Regions from separate parts of the Homo sapiens genome. Here region 2 is linked to region 1. Evidence: chromatin contacts called from ENCODE Hi-C or POLR2A ChIA-PET data. All regions are on one chromosome and are shown on one strand. The core of a region is the stretch at or near the end of the contact, and the rest is flanking DNA. Distances in the headings are between cores, read along the strand shown. Region 1 overlaps SLC44A3-AS1 (SLC44A3 antisense RNA 1). Region 2 overlaps SLC44A3-AS1 (SLC44A3 antisense RNA 1).

What was found. Hi-C counts contacts between places; a loop is a spot of excess contacts on that map. ChIA-PET counts read pairs that join two places held with the same protein, here RNA polymerase II (POLR2A). Pooled maps may share reads with other maps.
Region 2: a loop to region 1 is called in a map of CD14-positive monocyte, with 3 times the contacts of the local background. The contact joins two enhancer-like sites. A Hi-C loop is called at or near these places in 21 of 168 maps with a recorded cell type or tissue (CD14-positive monocyte, Caco-2, HepG2 and 11 more) and 13 of 50 pooled maps. POLR2A ChIA-PET finds 5 or more read pairs at or near these places in 1 of 52 experiments (AG04449).

What each region holds. Positions count from the first base shown.
Region 1 is chr1:94,754,038-94,757,135 of GRCh38, forward strand. All of the region lies in intron 1 of SLC44A3-AS1 (SLC44A3 antisense RNA 1), which reads right to left. Among named protein-coding and RNA genes, the nearest start is that of MIR378G, 9.7 kb to the left of the region's middle. Within about 2 kb of position 1,799, at least 4 of the 41 ENCODE cell types and tissues checked have a DNase peak (open chromatin) inside an H3K27ac peak, as active enhancers do; they include CD14-positive monocyte, where a contact is called at or near this core.
Region 2 is chr1:94,791,886-94,794,984 of GRCh38, forward strand. The region is part of intron 1 of SLC44A3-AS1 (SLC44A3 antisense RNA 1); the gene reads right to left. Among named protein-coding and RNA genes, the nearest start is that of SLC44A3-AS1, 27 kb to the right of the region's middle. RefSeq lists a silencer at 820-869. Within about 2 kb of position 1,543, at least 14 of the 41 ENCODE cell types and tissues checked have a DNase peak (open chromatin) inside an H3K27ac peak, as active enhancers do; they include CD14-positive monocyte, where a contact is called at or near this core.

The DNA.
Region 1 (3,098 bases), core at 549-3,048:
AGTGGCATTCTGTTATAAGCCACCTGAAGAGATTTAATTTTAATACTTACACGACCACAAACCAACTTATACCTACTATTTTCAGTATTCTTATTTTATATTTATGCTTATTTTAATTATTCAGAATTCCTTTGTGAATTTAGTACAGCCATTTCCAATGGCAAATCCACATCAACTGCTTCTGTTTTTCCTTAAAGTAACAGCAATGCTGTCTTTTCTTGTCAGAGTGGAAACCACTGACGGAGGATGAGCTGAGCTGGATTTCCAGTAAGAGGGAGGAAAGGAGGCATCTCTTCCTATCTTGAGACATTGAGGCAAATATTTACACTTAGAAACGAAACCCATCCTGAAGATAAAATGTCTCAAAATTTCCCCATTTGGAATTGTTTTCTTATATTTTATCTAAATTCTACAGACCTTAACTCCAGTTAAAATCAGAAAAAATCAGAAATCTAGAGAAAATCAGAAAACAGTTGTTATTGGTCTCTCACATACATACAAGCTATCATTAAGGTGCTGTTTAACCCTTTGTTTCCTAGGCTAAATAACCCCATTCTTGGCCTTCACCCTTCATCGTCTTTTTGGCATGACCCAGACTGGAATCCAGTTTGCTCTTCCATTCCCTGCTGCTTGCATCCTGCTTGATTTCCACATTAAAACAGGATGTTGATAAACCTTCTCTTTCCTCCTCCCAAATGTCTTTAGTCACTTCTCTGCCCTCCCCTCCGTTCTCTCTGTCACTTCCAAAGTTCAAGCGCTCATGAACTCTTGCCTGTGTTTTATAACTAACACCTCTGCTCTCTCCTGTCTTCCTGCATCCCACATAGAACTGCTGACAAAGATGCCCTCCTTCACCAATGCGTTTTTCTAATGCCTAGTCATGATTATAACATTCCCTTGCTCAAAACCCTTCCCTCTTGCATATAAAATAAAGTCTCAGCTCTGTAGTCTTGCATTCACCCCACATTCTGCATCAGCTGGTCCAATTAATCTCCCACTACACTACCTTTGTGCTTCCTATGGTCCAATCAAGCATGCTGATTGACAGACAAGACACAGTGAATCTGCACACGGTGCTCTGTTTCCATTTGCCCTCTGCTGACTTTCATTATTCTACTTCTCTTCCAAAGCGTGGCTCTATGTTCCTTGCTTTGTGATTCTCCCCTCTCAGAATGAATCACTCTGTGCTTCCTTGGTCACACAGTGTATACTTCTTTTAAGAGTTAATTGGAATTTTGGCTGGGCGTGGTGGCTCATGCCTGTAATCCCAGCACTTTGGAAGTCTGAGGCAGGTGGATCACAAGGTCAGGAGTTTGAGACCAGCCTGACCAACATGGTGAAACCCTGTCTCTACTAAAAACACAAAAATTAGCCAGGCGTGGTAGCATGCACCTGTAATCCCAGCTACTCAGGAGGCTGAAGCAGGAGAATCACTTGTACCTGGGAGGTGGAGGTTGCAGTGAGCCGAGATCGCGCCATTGCACTCCAGCCTGGGTGACAGAGTGATACTCTGTCTCAAAAAAAAAAAAAAAAAAAAAAAGAGTTAACCAAAATTTTTAAGGTCAGACATGCAGTCCTTAGATATGGGCCTGTCCTCTTCACTAGAAAGCAAGCTCTCTGTGGACAAAGCTGGGCCCTATACCGCCCAGTAAGCTCCAGGTCCCTAATGTAATGTATGGCAGGCAGTGTGTGATCTGTGAATACTGGTTGAATCAAGTTTGAAAAAACATACGTATCTGCAGGCAAGCTGTGGGTCTACACGGTTTACTCTGGTCATGTGACTACTATTTCAGAAGATCCATGAGGTCAAATGACTCAGCAAAATTTTGCAGGCCAAATAACAGGAAATCCGAACTTCAAAAGCACACTCCATTACCACTGATCTAAAACACATGTGCCTGGAGATCCAGTGCTGGAGCTGGGGAGATTTTCTACAGCACACACCAACCGACTGCCCGCAGCCTGATACTGGGCCTCCAGGAGGGACTGATAAACCACAGGCTCCTCCGGTGTCTGGTCCCCCAGCAAGGGCACTTGCAAAGCCTGCAGATCCCTAAGCATGCATACAGAGCTTTGCCTCCCTTTTCCAAGAATTCTGTCCGCCTAGACTTTCCAGATCATCAAGACCTGCCCCTACAGACACTCAAATTTTTAAAAGTAAAATCTATTTTGATAAAACATATTCCAAAAGGAATACAATCCCACAATTCCCCACCTCCTTAAGACCTCTTCTTGATAGATCCAGGCTGACATCAGATATATTAATTGCTGTCTTTCGCACAGGATTGCCCATCCTACTACTGGAGAGGTAAAAATCATTGTGCCCTCAAATAAAAATTACCACAATAATAATAGCCAACATTTATGAGCACTTTCTATGTACCCAGCACACTAAGAGTTACTCTGCATATATTGTTTCATTTTTGCTTCGCAATATCCCTAAAAGGTAGGTGTTATTTTTCCCATCAGTTTCCAGATGAGAAAACCAAAAAGCAGTGAGGTTAAGTTACTTGCCCAAGGTTGCAAATTAAATAATGGAGACAGGCCCTAACCGAGGCCGTTGGGCCCCCAAGCCCACACAGGTAAGCCCTCCACTCTGCTGCCTCCCTAGGTACAATGAGCCTGAGGTACAATGACCAGCTGGTCCCAGGACTTTGCAGGCTTTAGCACCATGAAACACCAGGAAAAGCTGAGAGTTGATCATCCTCGCTTGAAAGCTGGAAAGCACTCCGCTAGAACCCTTGGCTTTTATAGGCCCTGTGCTCCTCTCCAATGGTCCATCCCTATCCGTTGAGGATGGGGAAGGAGGCCCTTTCCCAAGCAAGTCAAACTGGTTAAGTCCAGGTCTCTCTCTGCAAGGTCAAAAAGAGACACAGGGGCTCCCTAAGACAATTAATAATGCAGCTCTTTGGCCGGGCACGGTGGTTCACACCTGTAATCCCAGCACTTTGGGAGGCCAAGACGGGCGGATCACAAGGTCAGGAGATCGAGACCATCCTGGCTAACACAGTGAAACCCTGTCTCTACTAAAAATACAAAAAAATTAGCCAGGTACGGTGGCAGGCGCCTGTAGTCCCAGCTACTCAGGAGGCTGAGGC
Region 2 (3,099 bases), core at 293-2,792, 38 kb after region 1:
CAGAGCAAAACACACGCACAATTCTGGCAAGTGTTCATTGCCCACATCTACTAGCAGGAGACCCATGACTCTATTTACAAATCGTGGGTTATACATGAAATGTAACTTTTATGTCAAGATAATTATCTCTCCAAAGGAAATAATGACAGTTATATCTTTCAAACTTGCTTTCCTTTTCTTTTTGTTTGAGGCCACTCAGTTCTTCCCAGCTACTGTCAGCACTGCTTCCCTACAAAGGAGAGTATCTGACACGAGGCTTTTATTGAGAGACTGTTTCAGTTAAAACCTCTCTGAGATTCTGAATGGCAGAAAAATTGTCTCCCAGAAGAAACTTACCAGATCTAGCAGAGTAAAAGTCATCAAATGACAGAATCTCAGAGTTGAAGACCACCCACCTAACCCAGGAATCATCTCTACGATATCTCTTGCATTCATCTGTATAATTCTAGGAAACCATGACTCTCTGAGTCCAGAATTCTATAGTTTAGTCACTTTTTCTATTTTGTTTAGCCATTTGAATATGTCAGAGAGTAGGGATCAATTCTGGCTTTTTTAAGCTAGATGGCTAAACTTCTGAATCTAGGGAAAAGTATACCAAAAATAAAAAATAAATGTCATTAATTTAAGCACCCAAGAGAAAACAGCCCATTCCCTCTCCCTAGGATCATCCCATTGACCATTCAGCAGTCGTTTCATTTCATGGCCTTCACATAATGTGCACGGAGGCCACTTCCCACCTACAGGAGGACTGATGAGCATGCAGCAATCTGCAGTTTCTGTTCCTCGTTCACAGTTTTTATTTTCATAAGGCCATGATAGGTACTTCCTCCACCCAATGTGGTATATTTAAATTGTGAATCATTATACAGGAAGTAAAAGGAATTCCCAAAGCTCTATACATATATCCTTTGGGTTTTTTTTTAATTAAATGAGGTTTCATGAATCAAAAATAACACGTACAAATTATGTAATAAAAACAATTCATAAGGCAGGCTTTCAAAGAAGGACTTAGAGTGATTATCTATTGTAAGTATCATTGTGCCAAACAGTTATTACTCACAGGGCTGAGGGTGGCTTGCATTCTCTCTAAAAATAGATCTTTCCATGAAAACACATAATATGTTCTTGTTGCTGTTCGAGGTAAAAACTACAAAAGAGGATATTTTTATCCTCTAGGCAGTTAACTTTCATTCCAAATAGAACCAACCAAATCATTTACAAAAGGAAAAAAAAAGGAACCCAGACATCTGGAAATTTGCTGTGTTTCTTTTCCTGCAGTTTACATTTCTGAAATTCCTTTCCTTATTACATAAAACCATACTCTCTAACCAGTAATATCCAATAATGAATGTCCCCAGTTTGTAGGCAGTGACAGTAAATTCAAGCATCAAAAACAAAAGAAAAATAAACAAAAAGAGAGAGACAGAGATCATTCAAAGAATAAACAGTCCACTCTAACACATCTTTTTCTGTCATTTCTCTCCCAGGCTCCACATTGAAAGGCAGTGCAGTGTTGCAAAAGAGCCTGATCTGTAATTAGAAAGGGCTGACTGCAAATATCTGTGTGAGAACACTGGCTCCATCCCTTACTACCGATGTGACCTTGAGCAAGATTCTTAACTAGCGGTTCCATTTGCTCATCTGTAAAGTGTGGATGATGGTATCTCTCTCGTGGCGTAGTAGGACTAAATTAGATACATGAATAAAGTGCTTAGCACCCTGCCTAGCACACGGCAGTTAGCAAGTAGGATCCTTGCTCTTAGACTTGAGCAGGATTTTGAGGAAGGAATGGCTGAAAACTGAGGGAAAAAAGAAAAGAAAGAAGTGAATGACATAAACAACTGAAGGAGGCAGTTCTGCCTGGTGGCCTGCCCAGATATTGGAACCCTTTGTCCGTATTGATGCATTTGATACTACATATTTGCATCTTGGTGGCCCCAAAATCACACACCAGTGATTTTTCCACCTAATATATTTGTAAGGTAGCTATTCGTAAGCTCCCATTTTTTTAGAGGCCAAGCTGAAATACTAAATGTTGAAGGCCCCAAAGGCAAAGCCAGGCAGGAAAGCCACTGCTTACTGTCATCATTCTGCTGCTTCATCCATCAGCACCAACAGTAGGTCTAATTGTTATTTTCTATTTTTTTTTTTTTTTGAGACGGAGCCTCACTCTGCCTCCTAGGCTAGAGTGCAGTGGCGTGATCTCAGCTCACTGCAACCTCTGCCTCCTGGGTTCAAGAGATTCTCCTGTCTCAGCCTCTCGAGTAGCTGGGATTACAGGTACGCACCACTACACCCGGCTAATTTTTTTGTATTTTTAGTAGAGAAGGGGTTTCACCATTTTGGCCAGGCTGGTCTCGAACTCCTGACCTCAGGTAATCTGCCTGCCTTGGCCTCCCAAAGTGTTGGGATTACAGGCGTGAGCCACCACACCCAGCCCATTTTCTTTTTTTTTTTTAATCTCTAATACGTAAATTTAGGTGAAAATTTAAAATATTCATGATAATACTCTAAATAGGTTAAAAAAATGTCCACATCACAAGAACTAGCAGGTGACATGCACAAATGAAAACACAATTTTATTTTGGGATAAAAATTATGCATCACATTTGTGCTGGATTTCAATAATTCAAAATTTTTAGAATAAAAGCCCTACTCCCCATGTGTAGATCTTAGCAGTCAATATTATTCTTTTCTATCTCTTTTTCTAAGCAGTAACATCTAAAATTACTGAACGACAGGCAAACACTTTAGCAGACCTACCTACCTACCAGGTTCCCTCCCATCCAGTCCTATGATGCATGGATGACCCTAAGAGACAATTTCCTAGTGACTGTGGCCCATTTCTAGCACAATTACTTACCAGGAATGAAAAGAAACCCAAGAAGAAAGCCAGCAAGCCATTGAGAACAAATTGCAAAATACATGGTTTTTAAACCTTAAAGACAGGTTACTGGGATCAATAATCCGCAAGTTTGAGAACCACCATCCTGAATGCTTGAGATATCTTAGAAGCACTGCAGTCCTGAATTAGCAGAAAGTCCAGAACTGGAGGGGGTTTCTCATAGAACTTCCTGAAGGATGCTAATTATCAACCTA